2 separate regions of the Mus musculus genome follow, and region 1 is linked to region 2. A link is a loop called in an ENCODE intact Hi-C map of the cell type or tissue named here. Cell type or tissue: left cerebral cortex. All regions are shown on one strand. Each heading gives the region's core, and the rest is flanking DNA. Links, peaks and the distances in the headings are about the cores only.

Evidence for each region. A loop is a pair of places that touch in the nucleus more often than their neighbours do. Peaks named below come from ENCODE experiments on the same cell type or tissue, not always from the same donor. Only the 100,000 strongest peaks of a DNase experiment are listed, where the experiment ranks them.
Region 1: a loop joins it to region 2, with 3 times the contacts of the local background. A loop is called at or near these places in 19 of 42 quality-filtered maps.

Annotation. Positions count from the first base shown.
Region 1 is chr1:43,138,487-43,141,405 of GRCm38, reverse strand. The region is part of intron 3 of Fhl2 (four and a half LIM domains 2); the gene reads left to right. Among named protein-coding and RNA genes, the nearest start is that of Fhl2, 24 kb to the left of the region's middle. In left cerebral cortex, for the core only: a CTCF peak has its summit at 1,615 (motif pointing left); DNase peaks (open chromatin) are centred at 313 and 1,604; H3K27ac peaks cover 896 bases.
Region 2 is chr1:43,736,931-43,739,849 of GRCm38, reverse strand. Ecrg4 (ECRG4 augurin precursor) reads right to left here. Exons shown (of 4, transcript NM_024283.3): 2 at 2,603-2,650; 3 at 1,133-1,290. Among named protein-coding and RNA genes, the nearest start is that of Ecrg4, 7.8 kb to the right of the region's middle. In left cerebral cortex, for the core only: a CTCF peak has its summit at 1,460 (motif pointing right); a DNase peak (open chromatin) is centred at 1,478.

The DNA of each region.
Region 1 (2,919 bases), core at 143-2,642, 600 kb after region 2:
GTGGGAGAGGAGTGAGGTGTATCATTAAGAGAAGTGGAATTCCTGTTCGGTCAGCCTTTGATATCTCAGGAATTGGGTTCAGCTACCAACACCCACAGGTTCTCAAGCACCCTATGCAGAATGCCTCCTTCTTATATAAAACATTTCCACAAATATTTAAAATAATCTGCAAGTGGTGTATGAACACTGTTATGCTGTGTGGTGTAATGACAGACGTCTGTATACGTTCTCTAGTGGATATAATTATTTTCTTTGGGGACTCTTGATCTGCGGTTGGTTGGCCAAAGATATACAGCAGCTTGTGGCTAGAGAGAACTAGCCAGAAAAGGAATGCCAGCAATTCCCTGGAAATGCGTCTCTTCCCCTGCCTCGCTCGCTTCTCCCAGTACACGTGCTTTCTTGATCTGCTCTGCTTGCTGAATTTACACTCGGTTATTTCAACAACTATGATTTGTGCTCTGGTGTGCCAGGATGGGCCAGGAGTTGCATGTTGCTTAGCTTCACCCTCTGCCTGACCTCATGACGTTATGTCCTAGATAGACAGACATCAAAAAAGGACAGAACCACAACTGGGTTAAGAACTATACGCAATGATACTATGTCTCTTTTTTTACCTGAAGAAGATGAGTCCCCCCCTGTCTCTCTCTGTCTCTCTCTCTCTGTGTCTCTCTGTCTGTCTATGTCTCTCTCTGTTTCTCTGTCTCTCCCTGTCTCTCCTCTCATCTTGACTTTATATAGGACAAAGGAATCTCTTATTTGTAAAAAGTGAGTGATATCGGGGCGTGGTAGTGCATGCCTTTAATCCCAGCACTTGAGAGGCAGAGTTTGAGGCCAGCCTGGTCTACAGAGTGAGTTCCAGGACAGCCAGAACTATACAGAGAAACCCTGTCTCGAAAAACCAAAAAACCAAACCAAAACAAAACAAAACAAAAAAAGTGAGTGATAGACCAGGTATGGCGGGGTACACCTTTAGTCTCAGTATGCCAGACATAGAGGCAGGCAGATCTCTGTGACTTAGAGGCCAGTCAAGTGAGTTAATAAAAGTATAGGGAGGACTGCTGTAGCTCCATGCCCACTGTGTGGGTTTGATTACCATCACTGAAAAAATGCACACAAATACACATATGTAAATATGGGATTTGAGAAGCAAGTCTTATCATACACATGATGTAAAAATGGACGTTAGAACATCTCAGAGAACCTGACCTAGGATTCTGATGCCTAGCAGTTTAGAGGGTGGTATGATTTAGAACACGGTACTAGCACAGGTGGTAGGTTCAGAGCCAGGTAGCTTTCAGTGTGTCATACTCACACATGTACCTACTGCTTGACATGATGGCTTTGTGTAGCTCCCGGATAAGTACACAAAGCCCACAGAGAGTATCCAGCCATGGGCGTGCAAATAGGACCAGGCAGGTTGGAAGCAGCGGTAAGCAGATCACTTAGATGCAGGGGTCCAGCAAGCTGATTGAGGACAGAGGAAAGTGTGAGTAGATGGAGTTTGGGGAAATGTAACTTTGGGCAATATGGGCTCTGAACCACTCATGTGGAGGAGGCTGATGGAGCCTGTGCAGACAGTGGTCCAAGCAAGGTCATCAGGCGCCCTCTAGTGGACAAACTGGGTATAGGCCGTGAACTCAAATAGCTTACAAGGCAATTTGTATGTTAATGCAGTCCTGAACCCCGGAAGTTGGGAAGCTGAGGCAGGAAGACAGTGCATTCCAGGCCAGCCTGGATGGCACAACCAGATTTCTATGCAAGATAACTAAATAGTTTAAAGTGTCAAGACAGCCTCTTTGAAATCCTTTAATCAGAGGGAGGTTTAGAATCAAGGGGAAGCAGACATATTAAGAAACTTTAGAATCACCAGGTGTATCCACTCTGTGGCCCACAGGATTTGTATGTCCCAGGACAGCCATAAATGTCATGTAACATGTTTGTAGATCACAATAACAATTGCTGTATCAGTAGTTTGCATACCTCGGGACCACAGAAATATTAAGTAACTACTAAAGTGTGTATGAGATTTTAAAAACATGAGTTAACCTTGAGATTCTGAGTTGTAAAGTATATGTTGAGAGAATGATCCATGCTTGCGGTTTAGTTGAAATTTCTTAATGTATTAGCTATTTTAGCACTAATAATATTTAATTATCACAATACCTATAATTTTAACTCAGTTTTGGAACTACTTAAGAATTTGAAGTTTGTTAATCAAAGAACTTTTAAGTAAAGCTATCAAATATGTTAAACTTTAAAGAGAAGTCTAGACAAAATTCAGTTCACTCCACTGATAAATGCGAGCAACATAACGCCATTTAAAAGGATTATTTTTCTTTAAGAATCCTATTCGGTCTCAGGTGCGATGGGACACACCTTTAATCTCAGCACTCTATAGCTGGAGACAGAGCAGATCTCTGAGTTCTAGGCCAGCCAGTTACAAGATGGGGGAGGGGCAGTAAGAAAGCTCAATTGATCCCACCACTTCAGTCTTCCAAGTAGTAGGAACTAGAGGTATCACTTATCATCATCACCATCACCATCACCATCACCATCATTTCTTTACATGTAAAAGCTATAGAAGTTAGGGCTGGAAAATGGCTCAGTCAGAAAACGCCCGTTTCTCAGCACCTCACAGGGGTGTGTAAACCGTGAAATCCCCCTGTCAGAACAAATGGGAGGTTAGAAAGGGCTTTAAAGAAGTGCGACTGCAGAGTTCACACTCATCTGACAAAGCGGATGTTGACCGATGCCCCTCCTCTCCCTCTGCACTGACTCATTGATGCTTTAGCCACATGTGGTCCTGTGGCTAGCAGTCTTCCTCACACAGGGAGTCCCACGTTGTTCTGTGACCACCCTCAAAGGCACAGCTCACAGAAACGAGGAGCATTGATTGGCCATTGGAATCAAGTGTATATC
Region 2 (2,919 bases), core at 263-2,762:
ACTCCTCAGCCACTCTGTGGATGGTCTCTGGTGAGTGGCATCTAGAGTGCCTGTCCTGCTCCCTTCTTGCCTGTCCCTGTAGCCCAGACAATGACGTGACCTGAAATAGTCTCATAAGATAGTTAACTTGCTGATTTTGCTCACTGGGGCTTCCTGGCCCATATGAACTGCAAAGCAGCTTTACTCGTGAGTGCACCGATGCAATTTCCCCTAAACATCTGCAAGAACCACCTCTCCTTTATGGTCTTCGTGAGTCCATATACCCACCTTGTTGTTTCAGCCGATTCTGGGCAAAGATGGTAATATTTAGCGAGTTGTTTTGAGGATGCCCAGTTGAAACTGAACAGCAGGGCTGAAGGCATTTCTAGGAAAATAAGATTCTTCGGGAAGCTAGATGCAGCCTTTTGGCTCACAGATTCCCTGGGTCCCTCCTCTCCACCTGGATGGCTAGCATGCAGTGAAGAGTGGGCCCACACATTTGGAATAAAAAGCCCTGTGGCTTGGCTATGGTTTGTGTGCTTCTAGAAGCTAGAAGCTTGGTCCCCAGTATGGCATTGCTGGAGAGCCTTTAAGAAGTGAGGCCCTGGTGCAAAGTAGTTAGGTCATGAAGGCTTTACCTACTGAAAGGACTGATGCTGTGGTGTTTCACAGTGGGTGAGTTCTTGTAAGGACTGGCGGTTGTGAAGGTCAGTGGGTGTGCTGATACACACCCATAATGTCAGCACTAGGAAGTTCAAGGTCTTCCCTGACTGTATACAAGTTTGAGGCCAGGCTAGGCTACATGAGATCCTGTCTCAATAAACAAGCAGATAATAAAAAAAATTATATGAAAAATAAATATTAATATAACAAGTTTAGACTTGCTTCTTGCTTTTTATGTCACAGTTTCTTAACACTTGCTCCTGCTATTATGACACCGTGTACCAAGATGTTCTTACTAGAGCCAGATTGTGACTTCAGACCTCCAGAACCACAAGCTAAACATGAACTCTGATATTTTGACAGAGCGACAGAGAACACACTACTAAGAAGCAAAGTCTACCATCTCAGGCCCTCTCCCTCAGGCCGGTCCTCTGTCCCACACAGCCTGCCCTATAGTGTCCAAGGCTCTCCCTCAGAAAAGTATACTCACAGCCTCATCAAAGCCCATGTAGAGGAACTGCTGGTACCACTGCTGTACCTCAGGCCGCGTACGGTCCCACAGCTGTCGTTTGGCACGCTTCAGGCCACCTAGGAATTCCTTTGCTGTGTTCTCGGCTACAGCTACATTAGTCTTTGACGGGACAGGTCCTGAAAAGGTTCGTTCCAAAAAGACAAAGAATGAATTATTTTTTGAAAACAATATTCTCTTTACTATTGAAAGAAATTTTTCCTTCTATGTTTTACAAGGTTTGTATTTTATGTGTATGGGTGTTTTGTCTACATGTATGTCTGTGCACCATGTACATACAGTACCAACAAAGGCCAGAAGAGGGCATCATCCCCTAACCAGAGTTATACACAATTGGGAAATACCACGTGGATGCTGGGAATAAAATCCTAAACTTAAAAAACAGCAGCCAGTGCTCTTAACTACTACTGAGCATTTCTCTAGCCCCAGGCTATTACTAGAATTTTAATGTGGTTTAACTACGCTGTGTTTTGAATTAACACATAGAAATTGTAAATATGTATGCTATATATACACGCAAGGATCAAAGTGGGTTCATTGGCATTTCCCTCCGTTGAAATGCTTATCACTTCATGTTAGGAAGCTTTAAACTCTTTTCTAGTTGCTCATAAAATGTGCAGTGGGTTGTTCTGAGCTGTAGCCGCCCTGCAGTGATGCAGCACATTGTGTAACGTACTCCCCTGTACCTGCTTGTCATCCAACCTCCCCACCTCACTCCCTCTTCAGGCGCCACTACAAGCTAGGGGGGAGGAGGGTAAATGGTTGATTATCACATCAGAAATGGGGCTCACATTTTCTAATCTCTTCAACAGCTAATTTTATAGAGGGAGATGGAGAGAAGAGAAAGGATGTTCACTAGACAGCACAATGGTTCCATTTGACCTAACTGATAACAGTGACCAACAGCCCACATTTTGACTTCTAGAATATTTTACTTCTATGTCTCCTTGTTGCTATCATATAACTCAGAAACTGCCTTTTCGTTTTTGTTTTTTGTTTTGTTTTGTTTTTCAGTAGAAATTAGTAATAGAAAGGTTTCCCCATGGGAATGCCTTTTCCTAATTGCTGACTGGATAGGCAGAGCTTCAACAGTGCCATTCTATACCCACCCCACCAGGTAGGGTTAGGGCCCTCAGACCCTTTAGATGTGTTTCACCAGTATAAAATAATCAAAATTCAATTAACACTGTTTCTGCATTTACACTGACAGCTTTTGTTGTTGTTGTTTTTTGGTGGGGGAAGGCAAATGTTTACTAGTAATAATACTTACCTAGCAGAATGCCACACCACATACCCACAGAACAAGCCCTCCAGGTCTGCAAGCCTTTCTCATATTCCTAATACAAGCCCTCCATGAACACAGTCATCATTGCTGTTCTGCCGCTTGCAGTTACCAGTGAACACATCCTTACCCGCTTGAGGCAGACCTACCTTCTCGTTTCTGGAGCATCTTCTTGAGTTTGTTTCCACTTATGCCATCTACAGAAACAGAAACAGAAACAGAAAGCAGTTTCAGAGTCCGTAATTCCTGCGATTTTTGCACCTTATGGAATGCAAAAGTCAGAGTTGTAAATAAGAGCTGCTGATCCCTGTCCTGATTTAACAGCTCCGTAGTAAAGTATTTAATGGGTTTGGGGATACTTGCCATACAAGAAAAACAGTGCATGGTATCGAGGGCTAATACTGATAACAGAGACGAATAGATGACAAGGGCATTACTGATTGAGCTTTTCTCACTAAAACAGTGG